Linked DNA regions of Homo sapiens: region 1 is linked to region 2. A link is an interaction called in ENCODE POLR2A ChIA-PET data of the cell type or tissue named here. Cell type or tissue: OCI-LY7. All regions are shown on one strand. Links, peaks and the distances in the headings refer to the core of each region. The heading gives the core; the rest is flanking DNA.

Evidence for each region. Peaks named below come from ENCODE experiments on the same cell type or tissue, not always from the same donor. Only the 100,000 strongest peaks of a DNase experiment are listed, where the experiment ranks them.
Region 1: POLR2A ChIA-PET joins it to region 2 with 5 read pairs; 1 of 35 experiments calls an interaction of 5 or more read pairs at or near these places.

The regions. Positions count from the first base shown.
Region 1 is chr4:81,968,280-81,975,728 of GRCh38, forward strand. No RefSeq gene overlaps it. Among named protein-coding and RNA genes, the nearest start is that of HNRNPD, 400 kb to the right of the region's middle. In OCI-LY7, for the core only: no CTCF peak of the experiment used is centred there; a DNase peak (open chromatin) is centred at 4,612; H3K4me3 peaks cover 666 bases; H3K27ac peaks cover 484 bases.
Region 2 is chr4:82,355,700-82,363,148 of GRCh38, forward strand. It overlaps HNRNPD (heterogeneous nuclear ribonucleoprotein D), which reads right to left. Exons shown (of 9, transcript NM_031370.3): 3 at 3,772-3,940; 4 at 2,960-3,121; 5 at 1,614-1,745; 6 at 1,097-1,196; 7 at 838-984. Among named protein-coding and RNA genes, the nearest start is that of HNRNPD, 15 kb to the right of the region's middle. RefSeq lists an enhancer at 6,890-6,939. In OCI-LY7, for the core only: CTCF peaks have their summits at 5,046 (motif pointing left) and 5,258; a DNase peak (open chromatin) is centred at 5,062; H3K4me3 peaks cover 323 bases; H3K27ac peaks cover 883 bases.

The DNA.
Region 1 (7,449 bases), core at 2,159-6,158, 390 kb before region 2:
CACAGGCAACAAAAGCAAAAATAGACAAATGGGGAAAGCTTCAGCACTGCAAGTGAAACAATTAGCAAAATGAAAATGCAACCCATAGGATGGGAAAAATATTTGCAAACCACATATCTGATAAAATATTAATATTCAATACATACAAGTAACTCATACAACTCAGTATCAAAAATACAAAAACCCAATTTAAAAATGGGCAAAAGACCTAAATAGACACTTCTCTAAAAAAAAGGAAAAAATTCAGATGTTCCACAGGCATACAAAAAAGTGCTCAATGTCTCTAACCATCAGCGAAATGCAAATCAAAGCCACAAGTTATCACCTCACACCTATCAGGATGTCTATTATCAAAAAGACAAAGAAAACAAGTGTTGGTAAAGATGTGGAGAAAAATAAACCTTTGTACACTGTTGGTGGGAATGTAAATTAGTACAGCCATTGTGAAAAACAGTATGAAGGTTCCTCAAAAACTCAAACATAGACTACCATATGATTCAGCAATCTCACTCCTGGGTATATATCCAAAGGAAATGAAATCGCTGTGTCAAAGAGATATCTGCACTCCCATGCTCACTGCAGCAGTATTCACAACAGCCAAGATACAGAAATAATCTAAATGTCTTTTGATGGATGAATGGATAAAGAAAATGTAGTATACATACATTTGTATGTTTATTTAATTATACAGTGGAATATCATTCAGCCTTAAAAAAGAAGAAAACCTGGCCATTTGTGACAACATGAATGGAGCTGGAGGATTCATGCTAAGTGAAATAAAAAAGGCACAGAAAGAGAAGAGAAGAAAGAGGGGCTAGGGGACAAGGGGAAATGGCATGATGTTGGTCAAAGAGTACAAAGGTTGAGTCAGACAGAAGGAATAAGTTCTGGAGGTCTAATATACAACACAGGGACAATAGTTAAAAATACTGTAGTGCATACTTGAAATTTGCTAAAAGGAGAGATCTTAAATTTTCTTGACACACACCCACACAAATGGTAACTAGATGGTAACTAGATGTGATAGAAATGTTAATTAGCTAGAGTGTGGTGATCATTTTACAATGTATATGTATATGAAAACATCAAGTTGTACACCATATATATAAATGATATATATGATATATATCATGATATAGCAAAATGATATGTATACATATATATCATATATAAATGTACACATATGTATATGTATACATATATATCATATATAAATGTACACATATGTATATGTATACATATATATCATATATAAATGTACACATATGTATATGTATACATATATATCATATATAAATGTACACATATGTATATGTATACATATATATCATATATAAATGTACACATATGTATATGTATACATATATATCATATATAAATGTACACATATGTATATGTATACATATATATCATATATAAATGTACACATATGTATATGTATACATATATATCATATATAAATGTACACATATGTATATGTATACATATATATCATATATAAATGTACACATATGTATATGTATACATATATATCATATATAAATGTACACATATGTATATGTATACATATATATCATATATAAATGTACACATATGTATATGTATACATTTACATATATGCCACTCTGGTCTCCACTGTTTGTGCATTTCATAGCTTATCCCTTCATTCAACACTGTTCTAAAAACAAGAAAAGAAATCCTTGTCCTTATGGAGCTTACATTCTAGTTGGAGAGAGTAAATTAAAAAAAAAAAGTAAAAAAAATCATTTACATATCATTTATATATTATATATATCATTTATATATGATATATATGAAAAACTGATATATATATCATTTTATGTGTCCATGATAGCTCAATAAAGGTGTTAAAAATAAAAATAAATAATAAATAAACCCAAAAATGATAAGGAAGGTAGATTCTATGGCTACCCAGAAAGAAGGTGGTAGGTACGTAGTAGAGTTCTTCAGCATAGGAACAGGAGCAGCACTGACTGTATCACAAAATTAACCCTGCCACCAACACTCTCCTCTACATACATATATGGATGTTGGGTGTTTGGAGTATTTTTTACTTATTGTTTTTTTAACTTGCTCTCTCAACTAGAATGTAAGCTCCATAAGGACAAGGATTTCTTTTCCTGTTTTTAGAACAGTGTTGAATGGAGGGATAAGCCATGAAATGCGCAAGCAGTGGAGACCAGAGTGGCAGAAAGACCAGGAGGAAAGTCCAGAGCACAGATATCACAGTGAGATCCACAGCCAATACCAGGAGATTTAGAGTGATGCAAAGAAAAGGAGTGAAACTGAAATGCAGTGTCTAGGCCTCAGTGATGAACCAGTCCTAGCTGAAGCCAGGGTGGAGCCATGGAAGTGGAAGTGGGTTGCACTTCTCACAATCCACAGATGTTTGTACTGCTGTACCAGAGTACTATGTGAAACACCTTACTGAGAAGACAAGTCAGTGTAGTGCATTAAAATGGACACCATATGCTCAAAGATAGCTTCTACTGAGACATGGCTTAGAAATTAGAGAATATGAATTTGGACACACTACAGAGATGGCCCCTGGAGGTTGAGTTTTTCCATCTGTGAGTCTGTGAATAATCACTGAACCATAACGGCAGGTTCACATCAAGAACGAAACAGCCTTGGAAACAATGGCACAAACCTCTCCTCTATGACCCAGAGCCATGACACTTTTCCAAGCTCTTGTAGGGTGACCGGAGTCATCAGCATAAGAGGTCTACCAGAAAGGTCCCCTCATTCAATCTGACCTTTCCACACACCAGACCAAGAAACTCTCTCATCCTCTTCTCCAAACTTCTATCATGTCATCCTCCCTCCCAGTCCCTCTGAATAAGAGATACTGCAGAGGAAATGAGTAACAAAATGAACAGAGCACTTCATCAAGATCAAGCACATGGCTCAGTCCTACAAGGTGTCCTATACCTTGTGACAGGACACAAACAAAAAGCAAATGAAAATGACCTTTGGCTTATTACACTTGCAATGCAGCACAAAGCACTGCTCTTTGAGCTTTCTTGCTCTGTCTAGAAAGATAACTTTCCGTATTTTTTTTTGCCATCCAGGGCATCTGCCATGAAAATACTACAAAATATAGTTTGTCACTGGCTTTATAAAAACTCTGGGATAGGAACAATTAAAGCTATCTATGCTGCTGGGGACATTCCATTTTACATCAACAAATGTTACATCATCTGTAACCATTCCAATTTCCACTTAAGAACGTCTAATTATTCATATTGCTAGGGGGTGAATTCTGGCTTGCTTGCTGATGGTTCCATTACCTCTTCCCCATCCACCTTCACAGAAAAAGACAGAACGTAGGCTTTTGCAGAGGTGAGGGTGGGGGATGGTGGTAGGGGGGCGGGGGTGGGTAGATAACCATATACAAACTGCAAGGTCAGCTTCCCAGTATTGCAAAACTGGGTGCTATTTTCCATAGTTCCAAATGGCTTCTTCAAAACCACAGAAAATAAACCTATTTCATTTTTACACACATCACTGTTTCCCTGCAGGTTGTAGAAATGTATTTTCAGTTGGTCAGCAATTTTTCCAAGTGACTGCAAAGTTTTCCTTATTGTCCTACCACCAGGGCACCTCAGACTTAGACAGGGGGAAGGAGGAAGAAATGCTGGAGAGTGTGGAAAGTGACAGGAAAGTAAGGAGATGAAGCCTAGTCTGCGGATCCCATAGGTGGCCACTGAAGTCAGGGGGGGTGCACCTGCCATGCGCCCAAAGGTTACAGAGAGGCAGCTACATTGGCTGAAGAATCAGACAGATCATAGAACTCACTTCCCAGGCTCCTGATGGCACTGGGCATAAATTAACATCTCATTCCCTGCAATCACTGTAGTGGCTGGAAGACATGATTGATCTAACATTTGGCCTCCCTAGGAAGGATGTGTTAATTCTTTCTTCCAGCACTTTCCACTTCTTCATGAGCTCAGCTTTTCATCACCAAACAAATACCTGGGATGGAGAGCTGGGACCATCAGGCAGCAGGCAACCTGCAGGGGTGGTTTCTCCACCTTCTGTCCGTACAGCAACACTTAACTGAAAAGGCAAGGTTAGTGATCTGGTAGGCAGTGAACTCAACAGCATCAGGAACCCCAGCAGGTCCAGTTTCAAATTATTAACCTTCCTCACCCTTGAGGAATTTGTTAGTATTTTTCTATGCAAAATAGTACATGCCTGAGCAAAGTGTCCTTACTTTGCAGGCAGGGCTAAACTTAAATTATTTTGGCTTATTCCCCTTGAAGTCACTAATTAGCATTTGGTTTGTTTCTTTTCATAACATCATTCTTTAATCAACAAACATTTCCAAGAGCTTTTCTGTTATCAGATCTGATTTGCTGGCTTGTCCAAGAGTGATTCCACTAAGGTGTCTGATAGAGAAGGGAGGGGGCTTCCTGCAGGGCAGAGAAGGCTTTTCTAGGAGCCCACCACAGAGGGTACCTTTTCACACTTTGCACAAGGACTTTATGTGGATGAGCTGCAGCCTGAGTAATACCATCATGTCACTGCAGTAAAGCCTACACCATGGTTTCTCAGAGGTTACAGGAAGGCTTTGTAGTCGGTGCAAAGTAAACCCTCAATACATTTTAGCTAGCAATTGAGAGAGTACTGTATGTGTGAAATGCAAACTGGTTTCCTTTTTTGGAAGAGAGGAGGAGAGGAAGTAATTGAAGTAATTCTTGCTGTGTTTTTGGCTTATCAAAAAAGGTGGATCACTTTGTGAGAGACTGAAGGAGTTAGAAGCAAAAGTGATGTTTTTCCCTCATCTAATGAGGACTGAGACTTGGGGAGAAAATGACATGAGAGGTACTGAAGAAATTGTTTTTGTAAACTGAGGTTTACAATACTAAATGCATATTCTATGGGGTTAGCTAGAATATGCTCTTCCACGTAGCAAATATAAAAATCAAGTCCCTGCTATGTTCCAGGCACTGAAGGAATGCATTTCATAAAGACTGTGAAGAATAGGCTTGCCTGGAGCCACCACTTAAGACAGTCATGTCCAAAACAAGCAGGCAGAGCAATGGTGTCTGGGAAAGAGTGAATTAGATTAAGAAACTGGAGGTAGGAGCACTCAGAGGGTGGAGACAAGGAGCAGTGACAACTGTGTTCAACAGTGTGAAGAGCTGTTCTAAGAGATTCGATTAGTTTTGTATGGCCCTTAAGGATAGGACCCATGGGTGAAAGTGTTGAGGAGGGAGAGTTTGAGTCTGAATGGAAATAAGAACCTTCAAACTACTATTAACTGAAGCTTTGAGTGCTAATGACTTTTTCATCACAGGAGGTGACCAAGCAAGAGTTGAACAGATACTTGTCCTGGATGTTAAAGTGGAAATTCAAGCAACACAACAGAAGGTGAATAAATTTAAGGTCCTTTATGATCTTTATATTCCATGAGATTCTGAAAGAAGGAATCCTTGTGCTTCTCATGTCAGTTCTAGGGACAACTCTTTCTCCGTCTTCTATAAAACTCATTTAATTTTAATAATGTATGTGTTATTAATCATATAATTTGTTTTATCTCCTAACATTTTTGCTGTTATTTATATTTTATGACCTAACATTTATGCTATGCCCTAACATTTTTGAAGTGTTTGATTCACTTCTGTTTATCTTATTTTATAAATAAGAAATTTGAGAACATTTGAGTTAAACAACAATCAAGGCAGGGTTTATACTATACTAATAATGCTTTGTTTCTCAAGCTTTATGGTAAGTATAGATGACTATTCTGTCTATCTGTCTCTGTATCTGTCTAATTGGAAGGCTTCAACTGAATTAAAAAGAAAGAAAAACGGCTAACATTAGAATGCCTAGACTCTGACTTTCTACTTTAGAGCACATAACTTATACGGTATCCATATGTAAGATTAATAATATATAACCTAAGTTAAAGAATTTTTCACTTGACTTCTAGATATTTGACTTCATTAAAAATGTCATAATTCCTACTCAAATTGGCATCAGACTCATCAACATTTTTCAGTGCCCCTCTCTTGGCTTAGTGACTATGCCTACTTCCCCCTTCTCTTCCCCAAACCACCCAGGGTATCACTAAATGAAAGCAAACAACTGTCCAATCTCAAATACAATCGAACATACCATCCTTCTCAAGTTGCCCTCTTTTTGTCTTTCTCTCCCTTTCACCATGATTCACCTAAACCCCTTCAATGAATGCATACACCCACCCCACCGCCCCCACACACACCCCTCTGGAAAATTCATTGCCTGATTCCTAGAGGCTCTGAGCACCGGCAAATTGCACAGCATCAGAAAATCCATACACACACACACACACACACACACCAGTAGGCTGTGAAAAAGAATTTCCCCTGGAATTTGAAGAGATGACCACCCAGAATCAGAATAACACTTATTTGAGACATTTAAAACACACCAGACAAAGCACTAGAGATTATAATGTACAGATCAATTCTCCCCTAGCAAAGAAATGGACTATGTGATTTAATGTACCTTTCCCATTGTTAATTTCTATGATCTTGAGACTAATTTGAATGCAGATGGAATCCATTTGAATAATGGCTCAAGAAAAGAACTTGGTTGCTAATTCAATAGGTGCCAGGGTGTGAAAAATTATTGTCATGATTATAGTAACTGAAACTGAGCTTGTAAAAATATTTTTGCAGAATATTAATCAGTTCTGTAGTGACTAAGGCCACACACACTTACATACAACACAGCAGGCTTTTATCATGAATTAATATTTTTCTTAAGCTAATTGTGCCAAGATACTGTTGGATTAGGATTGTCTTTGTACATCTCACTGTGATTTGTCATGGTTGTGTAAGAGATATGAGATAAATAAGAATATTTAAATATATAAATAAGAATATCAGTTAGGATTGAAAGGTCACTGAGAGCTAGAACAAATACTGAAAACTATAATATTGAAGAACATGGCAGGGATGGGGGTGTGATAGGGAGACATCCTCCATATTTGCATTTTGGATTTCTTGTGCCTTCAAAGACACAGGTTTGCTTTTTTCAATAGTATCTGTACATCAAAGGTTCATCTTGCCCTTGTCTATCAGCTAAATTCCCTGACAGCTTGGGTAAAATGCTGTACCCCTATAGCATATGCCTCAATATTTGCACTTGCACTTACATTACGGTATATGTTACCTTAGTGATAAAATGACAAATGATAAATACTTGCATATTCAATGGATAGAAATACTAAAAATGCAACACATCACAGTGATTTTATATTTTGTTGGTTCATTTGTTTTTTTTGGATAAAGAAAAAGTCAGAAAAGAATAAAGATGGACAAGAATGGTTCATCTCCTACTTTCCAAAAACCAATTTTAAAATGTAGTAATAACATCCACACTTCATTGGGCATCTACTACATACTGTGTAGTTTATAAGCATTGTCTTAGATCCTC
Region 2 (7,449 bases), core at 3,201-7,200:
CCACCAGCAAAAAATATCTTAAAATTTAGAACAAATTGTCAACCACAATCAGTGCTTAGTATCTCTGCCCTTCTAAGAAAAGGGCCCCAATCTCACCCAATCCATCTTTGCTGACCTTCTTCTGACTTTAATTAACCTATTATTGTGCAGCAGGCCTAGTCACCTAAGAAAGGATATAACTCCAAGAACTGGTCTAACCAAGGAAGGAAAAGAAAAACCACTTAAAACAATGCAACCAATGCAACCACTCTCCTCCAAAAAAATGTAAGATTGCTTCTAGTAGAACCCTTTACCTGACGACTCAACAGTTGCTACAAATCAGGTGGAGAGCAACTACCTTAGTTGCACAATGAAGTCAGGGCTTTCCATGTCTAAAAGTCAAGTTTTTTGGTTCTATCAAGCTCAACATCTGTTTTAAGAGTTTCTACATTAATAATCCTAAAGCGAGGATACTATTAGTTTTAACTGGCAACATGTGGTATTATTCAGTTTTATAGGATTAAGACACATCATGCCAAGATTATTGGTTGGTCCAAGAAGTGACATTTAGAATACCTTGAGCTTAAAAGATCTGAACTGAGCTTAAAATTTTTAAATCCAAGTAAAACAAATGCCCAGCAAACATATATAGAACCACACATACACCCTACCCTTATAATGTGTGTGTGATATAGGCTGGGAGGAACCAAGCAATAAAATGGCTGCAGTTTCAAGTTTCCAGGAATTTGAAACCTGAAGACATTTGCACTTGGCAAGGCTACACTAACCTTTCTGCCTATCCAAATTTGTACAAAATAAATGTCAAATAGCAGTTAATATAAAAAGTATAGTACTTACTGCTATAATCACCATATCCATAGTAGTTGTTGTAACCAGTGTAGTCATATCCTCCATAACCACCGTAACCTTGGCTGTTATATCCATAGTTGCCATAGCCTTGATTCCAATAGTTACTATATCCCTGGTTCCAGTTTTGACTGGGGCCTGCAGCACATTAATAGGTTCACTAAAGTCAGAAGATCAGCAAAGATCTTTACTTCAGGATAATTAAAAAGCAGAAAAGCTTAAGATAGAGTAAACTTAGGCTCTAGCTTACCACCACCTCTTCCACGAGCTCTTCCTGCAAATCCTCCTCTAGATCCCCACTGTTGCTGTTGCTGATATTGTTCCTTCGACATGGCTACTTTTATTTCACACTAAAAGAGAAAAATTACATTATTAAACTGACTCAAGAAAATAAAAGTTGCTAAATAAGTTTCTAATAACCAGAATAGCCAACATGTTTAAATAGAGTAGGCTAATTTGAAACTTTCCTCAGTCAGTTTATTAATTAAACCAATATTTAGTACTTAAGAGTAATCACTTATGAGTACTTGCTAGTGATGTTACTTCATTTTACTTGTCAAGTTCTAAAAACTATTTTTGTGAAAGCCTAGACAAAAACACTAACAAATGTGTCCATCCTGCTCCCCACAAAAAGTTGGTCAATGGTAAGTAACCAATGAGAAGTTTTTAAAGCATGCAAAGAACTTAAGCCTTTACAGAGAAAGATAAATGGTTAAGCTCTTTACAACAGCTAGTTTTCTCTACAAGTAAATGGATGCTTAACTTACTTTACTAAGACCAACATTGTGGTATTTCTTTTCCATTATCTTCTTCACTGGTTCTTCTTCCTTAAAGGTAATAAAGCAGAACCCACGCCTCTTATTGGTCTTGTTGTCCATGGGGAGCTCTATGGATTCCACCTGGTATTAAAAAACAAATTTTAATATGCTAACATGCATTTTATTGACCTTAAAAGAAACACAAGTTTAGAGGGGGGAAAACACACAAAGAAAACATGTATTTGGCACTGAAGTTCTAGTCTCCTGTTTCTCCCTATTTATTCTAATCCTTTTAAGGAATTCTTCAAATTAGAACACCCATTCCATCTAAGGTCTTCACAACTATTTACAAAAATAAGCTTTACCACGCACTGACATTTACTACCTAACTCAAGGGTCACAAATTCAAATGCCCACAAAGAACAAGAAGAAAACAGTCAAATCTAAGAAAAACAGAATAAAAATGTATTTGAGAGAAAACAGGAAGTAGGGTGGTGAGGACTACTAAAAACTGGAGAGCATATGCCCAAACCAAGATGGAAGCTACTACTCAGTTTGAGAGATGCTGCCGTACAGGAGGGCAGCGTCAGTTCCCATGTTGCGTGCTCTTGCAAGTATTTTTTAAAAAGCTAGATACTGAGTTTTGTGGGCAATATCTCAAATCCTCAACACTAAAAAAGCACTTATTGTTTCAATCAAGCAATAAATGTCTGTGGGACGTATCTGGAGCCCAAGGCCACAAATTTCTCAACTTTCATTAATTCATAAAAGAAACCTCTATTATCTACCTATTTCACTAATGAGTCTAAGTTTGTTTTACTTTTAATTGAGACGGGGTCCCACTATGTTGTCCAGGATGGTCTTCATCTCCTGGTCTCCAGTAATCCACCCACTTCGGCCTCCCAAGTGCTGGGATTACTACAGGCATGAGCCATCGCGTCCAGCCTCACTAATGAGTCTATAATGATTAGTCTCATTAAATTTGCACTTACACATGCATTTCAACTGATAAGGCACTACACCCTATTCTTAATTCCTTTCCTATTTTCAACAAAAGTCTCCTTCTAATCTAGATTTCTTCCTCTTAATTGTCTGTATTTAAGAATGTTTGTCTATTTCATCTTTGTATACTCTACCCCAGCAATACTCTGCATAGAGTAGGTGCTCAATGAGAAAAACACATTATCCAACCTTCAAAGACCTGCTAATGAAGTATTTACAATATCCTTATTCCAAAACAGATCACATAATCTACCCTAACAGCTTTGAAAAGCCAAGTGACTCTGAGTCCATAATGGGACAATCACATTCACACTAATTTTGACATAAACTGGGTCAAAACATTTATAACATACCTCACCAAAACCACCAAAGTACTCCCTTATTTTCTCTTCAGGTGTATCTGGAGAAAGGCCACCAACAAAAATTTTTTTAACCGGCTCTTTTGTTTTCATGGCTTTGGCCCTTTTAGGATCAATCACCTTCCCATTCAATTTATGTTCTTTTTGATCCATGACCTAAGGAAATTGAAGTTTTCATTTAAAAAATATATATCTTAACTGAAGTTCAGAGACTATTAACTTACTTAAAAATAACTATAAATACAGATAATGCCAAGCATATGTTGACTTGCTCAAGATTAAACTGTCAAGTCATGGTGGTGATGTAACATCAACTAACATATACTGTTTAAATCTAAAGGTAAGAATGGTAGGACATACACAAATTTAACCAATTACTAGATAACCATTACCTTCAATATATACAAACATGACTGCTACTTCCCTTTAGCACTATATACAAACATAACTGCTACTTCCCTTTAGCCCAGGATCAAAATAATGATTCAGTTAAAAGTTGCTTGCCTAACAAAATTTCAAAATATGGACTTCTGTGAATTGCTAAAACACATCCTTTTAACTAGGCATCTTTAAGTCTATAGTATCTTTAAAGTTAATTTCAAAATTTAGCAGAGCCTGGAACACAAATTATTCAGGAAATAATTCCTGAACCTACCTCTATCTTCATAAAACGTATTGGGGCAAGAACTATTCTTCCTTCCTATACTATCAAAATGGGGAACCACAAATAGGCAAACTCATTGTATCAAACTATCCATATGTTAATATTTTATATTATTAACTGATCAGAACACGTAACACACTACCTTATCTACACTCTCCGATTCTTTAAATAGCACAAAGCCAAAACCCCTTGATCGCCCTGTGATAGGATCTAACTTCAGAGTGCAGTCTACAACTTCACCAAATTTGGAAAAGTAGTCCTTCAGATCTTTCTTTGTAGTGTCCCAGCTAAGGCCTCCTATAAACATTTTCCTGTAAAGACAAAAAGCAGTATTAAAATGCTTAAAAAAAATTGCCTTAAATATTATCCACATCAATAACACACCTTTTCCAAACTGCACCAGTTTACTGGGCAGTATATTAAAACATCATTCTTCCTACATAACCACACATCAGGAACATCCTATTCCAAAAAGCTGGCTTATTACTGCTGCTCCCAAATAATTACAAAATAGTGAGCAAGCAGCAAATTAAGTCTTTCAACTTGCTAAAAGATAAACATATACCCAAAGTAAAAATACTGTACATAAAAGTTTTCCTTAGATTAAAAAGTTAACAGCAAAAAAACCAGAATCTTAGCTTCAAATTTCTCTTCCAAATGTTCATTAAACTTGTTAAAATGCTATGCAGTTCCCCACTGATCTCAGCAACCAGCATTGGTGTCTATGCTGAAGCTCCTTTTCTATTTTAACAGTTCTCTCATTAACAAAACTCTTAGCACATAAAATGGAAAATTCTACATCTCACAATTAAGTTGTGAGCCAATTTTTTTGATGTGCTAAGAGTCCTTAAGACAAAAGTAATGTGCAATATAAACAATTTAGTGAAAATTATCCATTGAAGTACAATCCACTAATTAACTTAGATGATTCGTTTACAGTAGAACCTCAGTTAACCAGCAATAAAGTATTTAAGCCTTTAAAATGCAGAAAGTGATGGGTGGTAAGCGGAAATCCACCAAGACACTCTAAGACCAAACGTATATACTCAAAATAAAATATTTTAAGGCGAAATCTTACTAACATTACAGCAAAACACCAGAAAGTTCAGATCTGGCAGCTTTACATAGGCTCCCTTTGTACAAAAATAAATAAATAAATAAATAAAAAGCTATCCTATACCTAACCTTCTTTCTACCCTTTAAAAAGACAGGACTGGAGGTTTTTAATTTTAAGGGTAAACTGTCAGAATTTGTTACATAATGGCTAAAAATGTCACCATGGGAATCAAATCAGACTTGCTCAACATTTTCTCTTCTTTTTAACTGGGGAAGGGTCATGGGTGGGGACTGGGATGTGACACTAACTCAGCTCTATAAAGAAATTAAAGGCCTTTCATTAGGAAACATCTCCATCTTGTGGGCTTTTAAGATACTGCCACTAAGGCCCATTCTTGGAATAAAAGGCCAATTAACTGTCCCTTGAATTAGGGTCTTTCTTCACTTCCTCCAAGATACCTGATTAACTGAGGTGTTACTGATCTTACTATCCTACCACAGTCTTGTTTTACTTCTAGTGACAAAGCAAACTTTCAGTGCAGAGTAAGTCTTAGGTATATACTGCGCTTCCCACTTCAGGTTAGCTTTTCAACTTACATGTATTCTAGAGCTGGGCCATTTATATGCTTAATGTTCAGGACTTCCTCAAAGTTTCCAGGCTTGAAGTAGCATTTATAAAACAACTTTGGCATTTTATAATCAAATGAACAAAAATACCCATAATGTTTTGTGTATTTGAAATGTTTACTTCTTGCCAATTTCATGGAAGAAATTTGAGTTATTTTCTCAATATACATTTTCTTTAATTTGAATAGTGTGTACCTTCTAATATACAATCTTTATTTACATAATTTGCTATAAACACCTTATTTTTAACTTACAGGTCCAGAATACTTCCTTCACAGACAGAAGTTATTTACCAACATTCACCCTGTAAAGGTGAGTACACTATATTTTTAATGAGAAAGAGAACTGACTATAAAGCAATGACCTCTTGCTAAGATGACCATAAGTTCCACAACAGAAATAACTTCAATTAAGTTGAGATTTAACTATTAAATTACCCTTTCCATGATTATTACAGAAATTTCTCAATAATAACTAACAAACTTTGAAAGTATTTCAGCCTGAACACAACAGTTCTAACAAAAACATTTTTTAAGCTGTTGAAAGGCAAGAAAATTCTCTGTCTGGTCTATTCAGATATGGAGACAGAACTAGTTTTGATTTTATTTAACCAAAAAGCAATGTTTATATTGGGAAAATACCCTTAATTTAAAATTATTAAGAAACAGAAAACAATTACAAAGAAATAAATTAAAACACCAAGAATGAGGTATGTGGTATTATTCTGAAGCCCCAAATGTTTTTCAGACAAGAAGCAGATTTTCTTAAATATCACCTAAGCATATCATCAGCTGGCCCAGCAAAGTGCTCTCCAAACGTACTCCCCACCTTTAGTATGGTAGTTGTTTAATATGCCTACCTTAGAGCTACAAGGGTTCACTGAAGATGCTATCCCTCCTAAACTAATAATCAAATATCAATTATCCAGAATATTAAAAACTTCAGCTATCCAGCACTTTTGGAGAATAAGGAGCCAAGTATTATTCCACCTCCCTTAAAGCACCGCCTGCCCTCTCTAATCTTTCCCCAATTGTTTTTAACCTTCAATCATTTGAAATGAGATTTTTTTCTAACAGCATCACACTTTTCTGCCTTCTTATACTTCAAATACAGTAATCATAATTTAACACTATGGCTCAGACATCACTATTATGCTGATTTAGAATATCCACAGGGTCTTCTAAAATTAGCTATTAATACACCAAGTCCATCTCATTTCTTCACAAGTTCTACTTTTCATTTTTGCCAGATCACCAGTTGCTGTTCTAAAAAGTCTCCCTTCCGTTTTGCAGAGTAAGTAGCCAGCTGTCAAACTTTTCAAATTCTGTGTAAAGTAGAAGTCTCTAAGCAAGCACCTAAGTGGCTCGTCTTTGAGACAAACGTATTAATATTTTGGCAGCCCAAGAACACTCTGGCTTTTTCTTCTGTTCTAATCAAAAAAGGTTGTTGTTCTCAGGGTATGCTTAGGCTTTAAAAAAAAAAAAATGGTTGCTGACCAAATAGGTGAATATGCTACAATGAACACAAACTGGACCAATTCTATTCCATCTTTACTAAATGGAACATATTAATTCCATTCCATCTTTTTCTGTTTTTGGTTGCTTAGTTTTTGAGACAGTCTCACTCTGTCGCCCAAGCTGGAGCGCAGTGGCACAATCTCAGCTCACTGCAACCTCTGCCTCCCAGGTTCAAGTGATTCTCATTCCTCAGCCTCCGTGGGAGGGATTACAGGCTGCACCACCACGCCTGACTTGATTTTTGCATTTTTAGTAGAGACGGGGTTTCCCCTCGTTGGCCAGGCTGGTCTTGAACTCCTGGCCTCAAGTGATCCGCCCGCTCCAGCCTCCCAAACTGCTGGGATTACAGGCGGAAGCTACCATACCCAGCCCCAAACTCTAACTTTATAGTACAATGGGGAAAAGTCTGCTTATCTTAATTATGGATAAATGGGCACTTAGTCTCTACAATGTTGGCATACATGCTCTCCCTCAAACTGATGGCATAATGATTTTATATATATATGTGTGTGTGTGTGTGTATATATATATATATATACATTTACAAATACTTATTTTTTTCTTTTTAAACAGAGTCTCACTCTGTCGCCCGGGCTGGAGTGCAATGGCATGATCTAGGC